Regions from separate parts of the Homo sapiens genome. Here region 1 is linked to region 2. Evidence: chromatin loops called from intact Hi-C (ENCODE). Cell type or tissue: HCT116. All regions are shown on one strand.

Region 1 (8,000 bases), 360 kb before region 2:
CCGAGCAGCTACTCGTCCACCGGCTCCAACGCCAACATCAACAACGCCAACAACACCGCCCTGGGTCGCCTCCCTCGCCCCGCCGGCTACCCCAGCACGGTCAGCACTGTGGAGGGCCACGGGCCCCCCTTGTCCCCTGCCATCCGGGTGCAGGAGGTGGCGTGGAAGCTCAGCTCCAACAGGTAAGTGGGAGGCTGGCCACCCCAGGCGGCACACAGGGCCCACGTGCTGCAACCCTCAGGAGACAGTGGAGGAGACGGAGGCCTCGGCCAGCCACTTGTCCCTCAAGCTTCCAGGAGGTTGCTGCCCCAGACTCCAGCAAGAGCAGGAGGCACTATGCTGTCTCCCAAGTCCTGCCCTTGATCAGACCTGGCAGGCTCAGGGCAAGTCAGCAGTGGCCTGCGGCGCTGGTTCTCCCACAGGGCCCTCTCCTCTCCCACACTTCCTGAGTGGCAGAATGTGATCATCAGATGTTTGTGTTCCGGCTTCACAACAGAAACCATCCCGTCTGCCCTTCCCCGAGTCTCTGCCCAAACCTGGCCTTTCTCCCAGCCGAGATGGGAATGGTGTTTCCATTGCTTCCCTGGAGCCCCTTTGCCAGCCTCCCGGAGAGGGCATCCCCTGTGGGAGGCGCCATCTGTAGCACTGGCCCATTCTGCCCAGCACAGGATCATTCCTGGAGGTCTTGACTGTACCTCTTACTCCTGACTCACTCTTTTCTCCTTGTCCTCTCATCCCTGTGCTCTAGGATGCACTGCTGTGACATGCTGGATGGTGGGACCTTCCCTCCCGCCCTGGGCCCCCGCAGGGCTCCTCCCTGTCTGCATCAGCAGCTCCAGGGTTCCCTGGCGGGGCTGAGAGAGGACACACCCTGCATCGTGCCTGGCCACGCTTCACTGTGCTGCTCTTCCAGAGTAGGAGAGTGGCTCCCAGCAGGCTGCACAGCCCCCCAGCATGCCAGGTTCTTGACATGCTCGCCCTCCAGCTCAGAAAATAATAGAGAAGTAGCAGCTTCCCTCTAAACCCCTGGAAAAGTGTCCATCCAAGGAGCAGGCACACCTGCCGCTGGCCTGCCTGTCCCTGCAGAGGGCCCATTTCAAGAGGGCTGCATGCAAGCCCATGGGACTCAGGCATTTAATTGTGTCAGACGACAGGCCAGTTAAAAGGACCATCTCCCTGTCTGCTTTCCTTTCTGCAAGGTTGGCTGGTTTAGCCACCCAGAAGCAGCACTGGGGGCATCCTTCAATTCATGAGGCCTGCACTGCTGCCTTCTGTGTGCACAGGGCAGTGTGCTGGGCACTGGATTTTATGTGCCGGCCTGAAGGGCTGGCTTTGCATAGGAGAGGATCTAATCTAGGCATCTAGTCTTGGGGGCCTGCACCTGTTGTGGGGGCCTCATCCTTCTCTGCAACCTCACTCCCCTTCCACGGCCTTTGAGGACCCAAGTACTGGGTCCCCATACCCCCTTCTCCCCTCTGGCCTCATGAAGCTTCTGCTTAAGGAGGGCTCCACGTCCGTCTTTAGCATCTCAGGGTGAACTAATTCCCCACCCTCTAAGGGCATTTTCATGTGAAGCTTTGTTCTCTGTGACATAAGGGGAGAGGGATGTTTAGAGGAGCTGGGGGAGGAGACCCCAGGGGATTTCCTTGTCCCCACAGATATATCTCTCCACATAGCAAAATACATGCAAAGCACCCGGCACAGTGCCCAGCACACAGTCGGTGCTCATGAAATGTCGGTTCCCTCTGCCCACTGCAGATGGTACAAACAACACACAGGGCATCAAGCTTCAGCTTGGTGAAGAGGAGGAGCATAGCCCACGTCCCAGCTCCCTTGTCCCCGTGTCACAGCTCAAGGCTAACGGCAGCTCTAGTGCCAGCATTGCTTGTGCTGAGGATGGGCCAGCACGTCCTGTGCCCGGTGGCCCCCAAAAGTGCTGCTGCCTGCCTGCTGCTGCTCTGCGTCTCCAGCTCCTCCCTCCGTGCTTCACCAAAGCCCACTCCACCTCCCTCCCCTCCCAGTCCTCCTGGAGCTCCCACCTCTCATCTTTCCTTCCACTGCGGGGCGGGTGGCAGTCTGCAGTCCTCCTCCTCGAGAGAGAGAATTGCTTCTACCCTGCCTGGGATGCTCAGAGCCAGGGCACTGATTTAGCACTCGGCTCTGAGAGGATGGACCAGGATCTTTCTCTGATGCCCTCAGGGGTCTGAGGATAAAGTGGGCCCAGCATGCAAGGTCTATAGAAAGCAAGACAAAGGGAGGCACTGAGCTGAGCTCAGACAGGAAAAGGAAGAGGCCTTGGTCCAGAGCTAAAGATGACCTGACCCTGTCCCAGCAGGGAAAGGCACGTTCCGATGTGTGAGGATCTGGAGCTCAGGAGGGATTCAGGCTCAGCAGGGACTCAGGCTCACTGCCTTCTGCTCAGGAGAGCAAACCCCTCTAGGTGAGGCTTCCTCTCTGTGCCTTTACCCCAGGGTGCCAGTGTCAGAATCAAGGGCACCATCAAAATAAGAGGCCAAGGACTTCTCAGCTATGCCAAATGCCAAAGACCCAGGTGTCATAGCTGGAGGTGAGTGGGGGGCAGCCTCTAAGTTAGGCAGGGCATATGTCATTCCAATTTCATAGGGAAACTGAGGCATGAGGTGGACCAAGTGACTTGGACCAGAGGGTAAGTGGATTGGGGTCAGGACTCCTGGATCCACAGCAGACATCCTTCTCCCAAATGGGACCCTCACCCTAATCTGAACACTTCTATGGATCCATCAGCAATCACAGGAGAACAAAGCACCAGCAACTGTATGCCTGTTCACGTGTGTGTGCTTGTGTTTGTGCACGTGTGTACACCTGCATGTGTGTGCGTGTGTGATGCTTTACTTGCTGAAGGAAGTGGAGGAAGGTTGGCAGTTTCTGATGTTTTTCTTCATCTTGGATATTGTAGGTGCCACTCCCGGGAGAGCCAGGCAGCCATGGCGGGTCAGGAGGAGACGTCTCAGGATGAGACCTATGAAGTGAAGATGAACCATGACACGGAGGCCTGCAGTGAGCCCAGCCTGCTCTCCACAGAGATGTGAGCTCTGCTGCCCTCTGCTGAGGCTGACCCAAGTGTGGGAACAAATGTGGGGAGGCAGAGGCAGGTCCCTGAGATCCCTCCTCTGGGGCTGATTGCAGGAGGAGAGGAGATCACAGAGAAAACATCTGCACCGCCTCTTTCATCTCCTCAGTGAAATGGGAGCCCCCCAACACACAACACACACAAACACACACACACCACACACACACACAGACACACACAACACACACATACACGATGCCCTTTTTAGCTTGGGGTTTCCTCGCCAGGAAAATTTCTGAACATTGTTTTATAAACATTGTAGGCTGTAAGACACAGTCATAAATATATTTTCTGGTGAGACTCAGTATGCACATACATATATAGATAATTAAACAAGTGTTTCAAGACACTGCTTATAATGAAGCTGCCCAGAAGAGGGCACTGGTGGCAAAGCCAGGCCTGAGATTTTTGTCCTTGCTGCCATTCTTAGAGTATTTTTAGCTGCAGTTCTAGATCCTTTAGAAGGTGGTGACATCCATTTGGTCACTAATGACTAGCCCTTAAAAGCAGGTGCAGCACAGCACAATATCAGAAACTATCAGAATGCGTCAAACGTCACAAAGGTAAGCGCTGTGCTGGGAAACACTTGCTTAATTGCCAACAGATGTGGCTATCTGGGGGTCTCCTTGAGAAACATCTTTATGACTCTGAGTCACATCCACAGAAGTTTGAGACACAGAGTGACATCCACAGAAGTTTGAGACACAGTGTTTCCGAAGCTTTTCTGGCTCTTTTCACCCTCAAAGCCCTGTCTCATCTGTTACTGTATACATGACTCACAACAGGCCTCTGAGACAGAGAGGGCATATGTCATTTCAATTTTGTAGAAAGGGAAATTGAGGCATGGGGTTTTCCCCAGGGGGTAATGCCTGGGTCCCATGGGCTTGCGTGCAGCCACTTGAAAATGGGCCCTCTGGAGGGACAGGCAGGCCAGCGGCAGGTGTGCCTGCTCCTTGGATGGACACTTTTCCAGGGGTTTAGAGAGAAGCTCCCACTTCTCTATTATTTTCTGAGCTGGAGGGCAGGCATGTCAAGAACCTGGGATGCTGGGGGGCTGTGCCACCTGCTGGGAGCCACTGTCCCACTCTGGAACGGCAGCACAGTGAAGCGTGGCCAGGCACGATGCAGGGTGTGTCCTCTCTCAGCCCCGCCAGGGAACCCTGGAGCTGCCGATGCAGACAGGGAGGAGCCCCACGGGGGCCCAGGGCGGGAGGGAAGCCCTCACCGACCCCTCCCAGCATGTCAGTCCATTCAGTTCCTGAAAGGACTTCAGAGTGAGGAAGGACTAGCCTTGCAGGCTTTTGAAGACAGGAAAGGTGTGGCTGGAGGTGGTGGGAGGGGACACCAGGTGCCCCACCCTGAGGAGTGTGGGGAGAATGGCAGCCAGGCCAGCACAGCATGCGGCTTCCTGGGGTCCAGTGCTTTCTGCTCGGGAACTGGATGGGAAGAGTAGCAGAAGCACCTCCTTTTCCCCAGCATAGAAAGAAGAATCGAGTGAGTAAGGAAAAGCATGGAAAGAGTCCCAACCAGCGGCACTTGACAAATCACTCAACTGCCCTGTGCCTTCGTGTCCCCATCAGCAAAATGGGACGGTGGGGGTGACAGGCCTTCTACTTTTCTGACTCAGTGAAACACGGTCAATATAAAAAAGGGAAATACCTGAAGCTCCTTATGAGATAACTGTCTCTAAATTGATTCTTAGAGAATACAAACGAATGCCTGACCACCTACCCTAGAAATCAGGAAGAGCATATATTTTAAACTATTTCGGTTATTCTAGAGTGCTTGGTGCACCAGGCACTCTGCTAGGTTGTTAAGAACCCAGTCTCCATCCTCAAGGAAATTCCACAAACTAGGAAACTAAGAGGGTCTCAGGAGAGGAAGATAACACAGAGTTTCTCACTACCCCCAGAGTGGTACAACCCCCAGGGGTACAGGCGTTCAGAGAAAGTTGAGGGCAGGGTGACCTGAACTGGTACCACGCACAAGGTGAAATGGAAGCTGGATCTGCAAGAGCCAGGGTGATTTGCATAAGAAGAAAATACAATAGGGAGGCCTTAGCTAGCTGAGAGTAAGAGCTAGTCTTGAAGGTATAAATACTGCGGTCTGCACTCTACCAGCCTTCCTGCACATCTATAAATCATCCAAGTCTCTGTGCTGTACCATGAGCAGGCATGGAGTCACCCTCAGAGGTGTGGGGTGGCACCAGGGACCAGTGAGTCAGTGGTCTCATCTGGGAATGAGGTTGGAATGCAGCTGTGCTTCTTGAACTGCAGGCTGACCCAGCAGAGATTGTGAATCAAAATTTTAATAAAAATAGAACAGACTAAAGTGGACTGGGACTCACCAGGGTGCAACGCATGCACCGAGGGTAACCAAAGGCTATGAGGTTTCATTCCATCAGGTGTGTCTGTGCATGATGAGAAGCTGTCAAATCTACTTCTCATCGAGTTTCCATCAAAGGCCTGGAAGCCATAGACTAGATGCCCCATGAGGTCCCTCACAGCCCTGCTGTTCACCTACTGAGTGACCGTAGAGTGGTTGTAGGCAGCTGCTTATGTGCTCTTGCTGATGAGGGGGTGGCAGGGCGGGAGAAATCGGGGGACGGGCATAAGTTTGGGTGAAAGTTGAGGGTCACTGGGGAAAACAGCATCAGCTCATGCAAACACGGGAGCCAAGGCCATTCCCCAAAAGAACTTCATGGGCCTAGGATTCTTTCCGCTTTCTCAACACCTTTGACCCCAGAGTGCCTTCACTGCCCCAAGTCAGAACTGCAGGCTTATGAGACAGGCTGCGGGTGAGGAGCTGGCCATTCCCACTGAGCAGGCCTGGAAGACGTCAGGGGCAGGCCAGAACTTCTTGGGGTGGCAATTCCCCAAACCTGCATGTAAGCACAAAGTGTGCGTCCCTTCACTAAGGATCAGAGCAAAGTGCTTTCCGGGGGTGCAGCTGTCCCTGTGGGTGGCCACTTCTCAGCCTCCAGGAACAAGCCCCATGAGCTCTCTGTTCCAGGCTCTCCTACCAGGATGACGAAAATCGGCAACTGACGCTCCCAGAGGAGGACAAGAGGGACATCCGGCAATCTCCGAAGAGGGGTTTCCTCCGCTCTGCCTCACTAGGTAAATGCACCGCTCGCTCTCTGGATGTGGTCGGCGGTTACTCCCTAGAGAACACTGGTCAGGGATGATTGGGAAATCGTTGTGGCCTGCCTCAAATCAGCCCCACACAGTGGGGCATTTCCAAAGCAAGGAGACAACATTCCAAAGGCAGGGTGTGCAGGGATGAGCCCTGGACACCAGAATACGTCTCAGACGAGGGGAGGGGAAAGGAGGAGCGTCTCGGGCCATAGTTACTGCTCCTGGCACCCCACCAGGGTGTAAACTGTCACAGGCCAGTGCCCTGTTTTCCTGCCCTGATGGTGGCTCTCTGGCTGGCTTTGCAGGTCGAAGGGCCTCCTTCCACCTGGAATGTCTGAAGCGACAGAAGGACCGAGGGGGAGACATCTCTCAGAAGACAGTCCTGCCCTTGCATCTGGTTCATCATCAGGTAGCTCACACTTTTGGACAGGCCACTGTCACCTGCCAGCAGGCCAGACAGTCCCCAGGGTGACGGACAAATCCTGAAGACTTCAGTGGGTCTTGCCTGTCTCAGATGGCTGGCACGTCCTGCCCCTGCCCTAAGAGCCATCCCTGTAGGGCTTCACACTCCTGTGCAGGTGAGGGCCACGGCAAGGTCTGCAGCATCGCAGGTGGGGGCCTAGGAAGTGCTGGTGCACAGGAGCTCTTTGTGTGATCCTGAGGACCCACAGCTGCAGGTTCCACCTGAGCTTTCTTCTTAGGCTGCCACAGATGCCACTGACGCCTCTGACACTGGCCTATGCCTCAGGGCACTCAGGAAGATGTACTTGTACCTAGAGTTTGAATATACCTGGAAATTTTGCCACACAAAAATCCATCCAGTGACATAAAGAAGTGATTAAAGAACCCACCAGCAACATGGTCAAGAGTAGGGAATGACATCCGTGGGAAGCAGGTCCAGGGAGATTCCATAAATGAAATGTCTCTTGGCATGGCTGACTCCAGCTGAGACAGTGAAATCCAAGATGCCAGGACCAAACATGCCTTAGTATCTTTGAACTTCAGTGTTATCTAAGGCCAGTCTATTAACCCCAGGCAAACTGAGGTCTAAACCTGGGTTTCCCAACATTCTGACCTTATTAAAGTTATACTCTTTTATAGCATGGACCTATGTTTTAAATAGACCTATGCTTTGTACCCAAAGGCATTCAACTGCCAATCAAAAGTCATAATCAGCATGAGATGGCCAGTGTGGCCTGGCTGAGTTGATAGTACTTCAGCTCCAAAAAATAAACAGGTTTTCTTAGCCTGTGTGGTGTTGTCTTCCACTGGGCTTTCTGAAATAATGAATATGGCCTTACACTTTTCTCAGATTCCCAGGGACCCAGGAGCCCCAGGCTGAGGACCACCATGGGCAGGGGCAGGAGGTGGAAGGATGTGGGGACACTGTGTGTGCTATCTTAAAAGATTTCTAGAAGTCGATTTCACCTATCTGTTCTTGTCGTACTGGTAGGCACGAAACTCTCCTCTTCATCTCTTTCTCCTCCTGTACTCTGTGACCCTAGAGGTGGTCTTTCCCCACCACAGTGTCGCTCTCTCCCGGGAGCACATCCCATCAGAGCAGCTCACCCTGCAGAGCCTCTGCCCTGGCAGGTTGTCATGGCAACAGCCAGACAGGCCTGGTCCCTACCCTCAGGATGCTCAAGAATATTCAGGGACAGAGGGCGTACCGTGTGACTTTTTTTTTTTTTTTTTTGAGACAGAGTTTTGCTCTTGTTGCCCAGGCTGGAGTGCAATGGCACGATCTCGGCTCA
Region 2 (8,000 bases):
ACTCCATGAATGCCTAAAACTGTTCCTTCCCTGATTTTCTGCTTATGGGTACCCTGGAGACCCTGCTCTAATGGAAGTTACAGAAAATTCAGGCCTGCCTTTTATGGTTTCTCCCACTCTGCTAAACCCCCGGCCAAGGGCAGTGCAGGGCAGTGGTGAGGAGCATAAGCGCAGGTGAATCCCCACCCAGGCACCCTGCTTTCCGGTGCGTGTCTGGGGGGTTGTGATAAAATCCTCTGTATTTTGGCCCTAAACAAGGGCCAAGTTATCTTCACTGTCCGTGACACGGTCTCCTGCAGCACCCTGTGTTCTGGGCCCGCTGCGTAGTGGCAGTGACAAGGAGCTGGGACTGAAGGCCTCCAACCCAAAGCACCTGTGGACTCTGAGAGTCCGGGGCCCTGTGCCGCCCACACACTTGTTAAACCTCCTCACCGTGCAGGCCAGTCTTCGTCCCTCTCCTCACCCCTTCCCCAGATTGGTCTGAATTAATGAAGTCCTACTCTCACAGTCTGTCAGTTATTGATAGCCTTCCTCATGCCAAATGCAGCCAGATGCCCGGCCAGCACCAGGGAGGAGACATTACTCCACACAGTGCTTCTCCGCCTGGCTGCACCTTGCAGTCTCCTGGGAGCTTTGGAAACACACCAGTGCCTGAAACCCATTCATCACCCCTCAGTCTCTAGGGTAGAGTCCAGGCATTAGTGGTTTTTAAAAAGTTCCTCAAATTATTTATTTCTAATTAAACTTGTAAAACTTTTGAGATAATGGTGGATCCACTTGGGCTCATAATCCCATGTGCGCTTTACCCAGCTCTTGCCCTGGCCATATCTTGCATAACTAGAGTGTAAAGTGGACAACCAGGAAATTGACGTTGATGCAGTCCACCAAGCTGGTTCAGATTTCACCAGTTTTATCGGCACTCCTATGTGCGCTTGCATGCGTGTGTGTAGACAGGGAAATTTGCATGATCACCACCAGACTCCCAGGGGTCCCTGTGTGCCCCTCATGGTGTCCTCATGTACAGTCAGGATTGAGAGGCTCCTACCACTGCTCCTGTGTCTCCTTAAGCTCCCCTCCTGCCATCCCCGGTTCCTGCTGGCCACCCATGGAGAAAGGAGGTCTTGTTTAATGTCCACCAACCTAAGAGGGTGACTTTCTTTTTTTCTTTTTGTGAGACAGTCTCACTCTGTCGCCCAGGCTGGAATGCAGTGGTACGATCTCAGCTCACTGCAACCTCCGCCTCCCGGGTTCAAGCGATTCTCCTGCCTCAGCCTCCAGAGTAGCTGGGATTACAGGCACGCGCCACCGTGCCTGGCTAATTTTTGTATTTTAATAGTAACAAGGTTTCACCATGTTGGCCAGGCTGGTCTTGAACTCCTGACCTCAGGTGATCCGCCTGCCTTGGCCTCCCAAAGTGTTGGGATTACAGGTGTGAGCCACTGCCCCTGGCTGGGGGTGACTCTTTTCTTAAGGGCCCCCAGGCTTTCTGCCTTTCCTTCCCGTGGAGTTGGGTCTGGGCTGGAGGTGGTCAGAATGGGATTCTAAGCCCCTGCTCTCCCCGGGTCCTGCAGACAGAGTATGCTCGCTATGAGAATGGACACTACTCTTACCGCATCCACCGGTCCCCGCTCTGTGAGTACATGATCAACTTCATCCACAAGCTCAAGCACCTCCCTGAGAAGTACATGATGAACAGCGTGCTGGAGAACTTCACCATCCTGCAGGTGTGCGGCGGGTGCTGCGGGTGTGGCTGGAGTCTGTGTGTGGGTAGCAGCCATGGCATGCCCCTTCTGGGGCCTTATTAACCCTTGTCTTTTTCTCTCCCACAGGTGGTCACCAACAGAGACACACAGGAGACCTTGCTGTGCATTGCCTATGTCTTTGAGGTGTCAGCCAGTGAGCACGGGGCTCAGCACCACATCTACAGGCTGGTGAAAGAATGAGAGACTCGGGGAGCAGGGAGGGGGGAAGAGACGTGTGTGCAGGAAACGGGGACGTGGGGAGGGGACCTGCAGGGGCAGCCCCCTGAAGTGCCAAGAGAGCTGAGAGGAGCAGTTGTGACTCTACCCAGGAACAAACTGTGCCTGAACCTGAGGTGCCCAACCCCAAATAAACCCAAGATGCTGTGTATTTTCAGAGGACCTGGTCTGGCTGTGTGAGCCTCGGGAGGGACTGGGGGAGCAAGGGGGCCGTCTGGGAGGCAGGCCGGAAGCAGTGCTCAGAGACGTACCCCGGGCAGTTCTGAAGCCAGCGTCCCAATGGACTCAGCCAGGAACATCGCCGGACCCTGGAACTGAAGATGTGACAGTCCCTGTGCTACCTCTCAAGCCCCTGCACTGTGGTGCTGGCCACGCCGTGAGGCCCGATGAATGCATGGGCCACGCACCCACAGCCACGTGCGCCCCTGCTGCACTCCCAGGACGGTTCACACAGAGAGGCCCCATCCCCTGGGGGGTGGGTTTTAGGTGTGGCGGTGACAGTTGTTGGACGGGGACACTGTCAGAACTCTCTGGATAGTTTCCGTCCATCTCAATGGATGTGGATTCCATGACCATCTTCCGTGACCACGTTGGGGGCACTGGTTTCAAATCAAAGGACCCTGAAGCGGGGAGGGCAGGAGGCGGCAGGGCTGAGGCCGGCCTGAGGAGTCTCGGCGGGAGGTTGGGTGCACCAGTGTCCTCTTGGCTGTGGCCAGGAGGTTGATGAGAGGTCTCTGGTGCTCCGCTGGTCCCCGAGAGCCATTGGTGCTTGTGAGGCTTGTTCAAACTCTGTCCCAGCCAGGGTGCCTGTTAGGTGGAGGCCTCCTCAGAGCCAGCCTGCACCATCTAACTTCTTCCCTGAGGGGTAGTTTCTGTGCTCCCCGGGGGTGGAGGAGGGGAGTGGACCCCACCCTGAGCCTAGACTTAGATATGCAGCTGAAGGGGTTCCTGGGTTTATTTCTCCTGAGAACTGGCATGGGCTCTGAGTTTTGCCATTCCTGGCTTCGGTCCTAGCATTCTAAGCTGCCTGACCTTGGGCATTTGTCAACCTGTCTGAACCTTAGTATCCTTTCCTCTCTGTAGAGTGGGAAGAGATGGAGTCTGTGAAGCGCCTGGTGCAAGCTGTACTAATACACCTAACAATGAGCTCCTCCCTCCCTGCCTCCTTGCCTCCCTGCCTCCCTCCCTCCCATGGGGAGGCCAGAATCTGGCTGCTTGCTGCCACCTAGTGGCTCTTTGGGGTCATCTTCCCTCATAGGAACCACAGATCCAGTAGCCTAGAGCAGAAAGGGAAGGAAGATTCAACCTAGGGGTGTTTATGTTTACCGTGTGTCTGGCACTCGTGGAGATAGTGCATGGGACTACATAAGTAAGACAGCATCGAAGAGGTGTCTTGGAGTGTGGTTAGGAGCGAGGGCTCTGGAGTCAGACAAGCTACAGACTAGCTGAGTGACCTTGGGGCAAGTTATTTCATTTCACTGTGCCTCAGTTTCCCCATCTGTAAAATTTGTATAACGATAACCTACCTCGCGTATCTACAGTGCCTAGCATAGTGCCCCACATAAATGTGTTCACTAAATGTACGTCGTTATTAATCATAGGAGCTTGCAGTCTCACTAGGGCCGACTGGAAAACTATTAAGTGATCCTCAAAGCCACAGGCGCTCAGAGACTGGAGAGATCAAGGTGCAGAAGACTCAGGGAAGGGTAGTCTTGAGGGCAGCTGCCCTTAAAGGGTGGGCAGCATTTAGTGAAGCAGATGGAGGGAAGTTGACCGGCATCCCAGATGTGGGGAAGAGGCCAGCAGCCTAGTCTCCTCCACGGCCCAGCCCCCACTGTCTTACCAAAGAACAGCTTTAACCAAACCCCTCTGGGCATCAGGACCACCGCTACACCTCTTGCCAGGCTGCAGAGCTATGCAGTCTGGAGGCCCAGCTCTCGTCAGAAGCTGGGGCATGGGCTCTAGGGGAACCTGGGGTCGGATGAGCCCCTGAGCAGGTGGCAGGTGCCTACATGTCCCAGTGTGGGTTCGTGTTTGTGTAAGGCTCTCCTGCCCCCACCCCCAGGCACCAGCACAGCCTTTGCCTTCACTCTCTCCCCTCCCCTGTCCCTGGGGGATTGAATAAGGGAAGCTGGGGTTGGCCGTCCTTCTAGCTTGATTGGCAGCACCAGCGCTGTGACGGAAGGATGTGTTGTGCCAGCAGCCTCTTGGCCGCAGGACAAATGCACATTTAAAGAGATAACCTTTTTGTGTCCTGGCTGGGAAAGAGGTCAGTGCAGATGTTTTTGGGTCCAGGTGTTGGCTGTGAGTTTTCCTTTCCTCTATGAACTGACCTCAGCAGCCTAGTGGACAGTCACCTCCTTACAGGTGTAAAATCCAAGCCAGTCAACCATAGCAGGTGGCAGACTTAGCTGCCTTCCCTGTGGTGTGGTGCAGACCATGACCCTTGAGGCAAATGGGTGAGCTGGCCCCACCTCGCCTGCAGCCTCCTCTGAGGCTCCCCTGCTGCCTCCCCACTAGCCGCCCTGAATCACCTACTTCCCAGCACCCCCAGCCCGTGGTTCTCATCCCGTCTTCCATCTGTGATCTGGCACTCATTCTTCCAGAGCCAAAGAGGAATCCCCTCTTCTCATGCAGAAGACAGTCATGCCTGCCCTTGTGTGTCAAAAGCATTGCATTTATGCCCTGTTAGAACCCCTGTCACAAGCATGGTGCCTGAACACAGGTGCCTCTGTGGTCTCTTCTCATCCTCACCCAATGGGTACTATGCTAGCCCCATTTTACAGATGAGGCAAACGTGGCACGGAGAGCTCCACTAACTTGCCTGGATGATTCATGCATCCATCCATTCACTTAGCAAATACTTATTTAACTTCTGCTTTGTGCTAGCTAGTGGGGATGTGGCAGTGGGGATGTGGCAGTGGGGATGTGGCAGTGGGGATGTGGCAGTGGGAATGTGGCAGTGGGGATGTGGCAGTGAGGAAGACGACAGACAGGCTCCTTGGGAAGCAGAGTAAGCAAGTGAGGAGACAGGCGGGCGTGGTGAGGCTGCGCAGGCGCTGAGATCGAGTTGCTGGGGGAGGCCTCTCTGAGGTGGTGGGGCTTGAGTTGATTCTGAAGGACAAGAAGAGCCAGCCCTGGGGGTCTGGGGGAATGGTATTCCAAGTGGAGGGAACAGCAGGTGCTGGGGGCAGGGAGGTGACAGATGTGTCCCAGGTACAGAGAACAGAGTGAACAGGAGAGAGGAGGGGGCCAGGGCATTCCAGGTGGGGAAAGGCAGCAGGTGGCCCGGTGGTACCACCTCTTTTGGCGAGGGCTTTGGACCTTACCCGGTGTGATGGGAAGTCCTGGAAGTGTGTTAAGCAGGGGAGTCTTTTTGATCAGATTTTCTAGAAAACGACAGTGGGCTGCTGTGGACCTCAGAGAGGCATGTGTGATAGTGTGTTTCGGGCTCTTCCCACGAAACTCGGCTCTGCACAGTGAGACCTCATTTCCTGGTTCTGTTTGATGAGTGAGCGAATGCACATGGCAGGCGGTCATGTCCCTTGGGCCTGTGAGGTGAGGAAGGGTCCCTGAGCCCTGTGGGGATAGAGACTCTTCCACCATTCTGACATGATCCGAGTTAGCAGGCAGCACTGTCCAGATGGAAATGGGGATGGGAGACAGACCATCTCTCTCAGCGGGTCCAGCCATGAGCCAGCAGACTGTTTCCCATTGGCCCCCATCTTTCAGAGTGGGATGATCTTTCTAACAAAGAAACCCACACAGGAATTTGGTGTGTGTGTGCGTGTGTGTATTACCTTTCAGGATGGAAGCCGGTGGGGTGTGGAGCGAGGGGCTGGCATGGTTGGCCTCGCCCAGCTCCTGTACCCTGTGTGTGCCTAGAGCATGCACCTGCTCCCTCTGCTGGGCTGAGACTCAGAGGACACTGGGCAGGTGGTGGGGGGTAGGAGGGTCGTGGCTGTGTTGGGTGGGGCCACATCAGGTGTGTGGCACAGAGGGGGAGGGGGAGGGGGAGTGGCAGTGTGTTCCACCCAGCAGTCCCTGTGTTTGACCTCTTCGTACACTCTCTGTTGTATTAGCTCTCAGAATGAAAACGAGATACTTTTCCCCAATCTATGTACGTTGTTCTTAAGAATGTACACTTGGCCAGGTGCAGTGGCTCACGCCTGTAATCCCAGCACTTTGGGAGGCCAATGTGGGTGGATCACCTGAGGTCAGGAGTTCAAGACCAGCCTGGCCAACATGGCGAAACCCCATCTCTACTAAAAATACAAAAATCACCTGGGTGTGGTGGTGGGCACCTGTAATCCCAGCTACTAGGGAGACTGAGGCAGGAGAATTGCTTGAACCCAGGAGGTGGAGGTTGCAGTGAGCCGAGACCGCGCCACTGCACTCCAGCCTGGGCAACAAGAACGAAACTCTGTCTCCCAAAGAAAAAAAAAAAAAAAAAAGAACTTAAAGTTAAGCCAGGCCAGTGATTGAATTGACCTCTTACAAGTCATGTGATCTTGGACAGACACCCTCTAGGGAACTTCATAATCTCATTTGTGAAATGGGAATAAATGCTCCGACTTGGGACTGCCACTGGGAGGAGGACAGGTCATGGTGTGTGAAGGAGCAGGGCCACCCCTCGCTCACGGCGAGCTCAGGGAATGTGAAATGTGGGTGTGTAAAAATGTCCCCTGACTCCGCCCTTCCTGCCCCTAAAACACACGCACATGCACGCATACTTATTTTTAGAGAAAAAAAGCTCTAATGTCCCTCAAAGAAGGTGAGGAGAAGACCTTGAGTCTTGGTTTAGCGAAAACTGCCCCGTGCAAGGTTGTGCTTTTAGATTTTCGTCCTCATCTGGGTGTCAGGAAAGGGGAGGGAGTGTTCTAAATCGGGGAGATAACTTTGTGGCCCATTAAGGGGAGAAAGAGGTCCCAAGGGAAGGTCTAGAAAGGAAAGACAGACCGGGTGCTGTGGCTCACACCTGTAATCCCAGCACTTTGGGAGGCTGAGGCGGGAGGATCACTTGAGCCCAGCCTGGGCAACATGGCAAAACCCCATCTCTACAAAAAAATAGAAAAATTAGCAGGGCATGGTGGCGTGCTCTTGTAGTCCCAGTGACTTGGGAGGCTGAGGTGGGAGGATCGCTTGAGCACAGGAGGTCAGGAATGCAGTGAGCTGAGATTACATCATTGCACTCCAGCCTGGGCAACAGAGCAGGGCCCTATCTCAAAAAAAAAAAAAAAAAAAAAAAAAGGGGGGGAGGGCAGAGCAAATGGAGGACTAAAATACTCTAAGAAACTGTCAGGAAATCTGGCTTTCATTCAGCTTCCTGAGAAACAGCAGGGAGAGGTGGTCAGGTGCCTTCGTAGAAGGCGGGAGCCCCATTGGTAGAAGTGGCTGAGTCTTCTTCAGCTCATGGATGTCTAATACTCAACCTTCAGTTTTTTTTGTATTTTTGCTATGTAAAACCCCTTCATCTCTCCAAATCTTCAGTAAAGTCTGCTACATACACAAAGGCCTTTGTGTGCGTGATCTTTTTCTTGGAAATGACAGGTGCACACCTGTCCACAGAACACAGAGGTGGCAGCAGCAGGTCGCAGCCACCGAGGCCATCACAGCCTGAAGCAAGGCAGTGGAAGCGGGGACTCAGCCGTGCAAGCTGCCCAGCCTCCCACCCAACCCCCCCCCCACCCAGAGAATGAAAAGCACTCAGGGACGCCTCCCAGCCTGGGGTCAGGTTCAAGCCAGTATCCCTGGGCTCCCCAGGAACAAGTGTCTCCATGGCTATCTGGTTATCTCAGTCCTTTACTGTCCCCAAGCGAGGTTCCAGGAGGGAGTTCTGTCACCAGGTTCTGTGAGCACTGCACCTTTAGGAGCAACACTAAATGGACACAGGACCCCCTGGATTTGAAGAGTGGTCAAAGGGAGAGGTTCAGGCAGGGGCCGGCAAGATGTGATCCCTAGCTTGGCATCCTAGGAACTCGAGTCTAGCACTTGGCTCAGGAATAAGCAGGCTTACTAGCA

What was found. Peaks named below come from ENCODE experiments on the same cell type or tissue, not always from the same donor. Only the 100,000 strongest peaks of a DNase experiment are listed, where the experiment ranks them.
Region 1: it touches region 2 in a loop (16-fold over the local background); 5 of 110 quality-filtered maps call a loop at or near these places.

Annotation. Positions count from the first base shown.
Region 1 is chr12:2,679,615-2,687,614 of GRCh38, forward strand. CACNA1C (calcium voltage-gated channel subunit alpha1 C) reads left to right here. Exons shown (of 47, transcript NM_000719.7): 42 at 1-182; 43 at 2,936-3,064; 44 at 6,122-6,228; 45 at 6,552-6,655. The region is part of intron 3 of CACNA1C-AS1 (CACNA1C antisense RNA 1); the gene reads right to left. Among named protein-coding and RNA genes, the nearest start is that of CACNA1C-AS1, 7.5 kb to the right of the region's middle. RefSeq lists an enhancer at 1-365. In HCT116, a CTCF peak has its summit at 3,463 (motif pointing right); DNase peaks (open chromatin) are centred at 3,107 and 3,447.
Region 2 is chr12:3,038,536-3,046,535 of GRCh38, forward strand. It overlaps TEAD4 (TEA domain transcription factor 4), which reads left to right. Exons shown (of 13, transcript NM_003213.4): 12 at 1,572-1,724; 13 at 1,830-2,141. The coding sequence ends at 1,943. Among named protein-coding and RNA genes, the nearest start is that of TSPAN9, 35 kb to the right of the region's middle. In HCT116, a CTCF peak has its summit at 3,229 (motif pointing left); a DNase peak (open chromatin) is centred at 3,196; H3K27ac peaks cover 512 bases.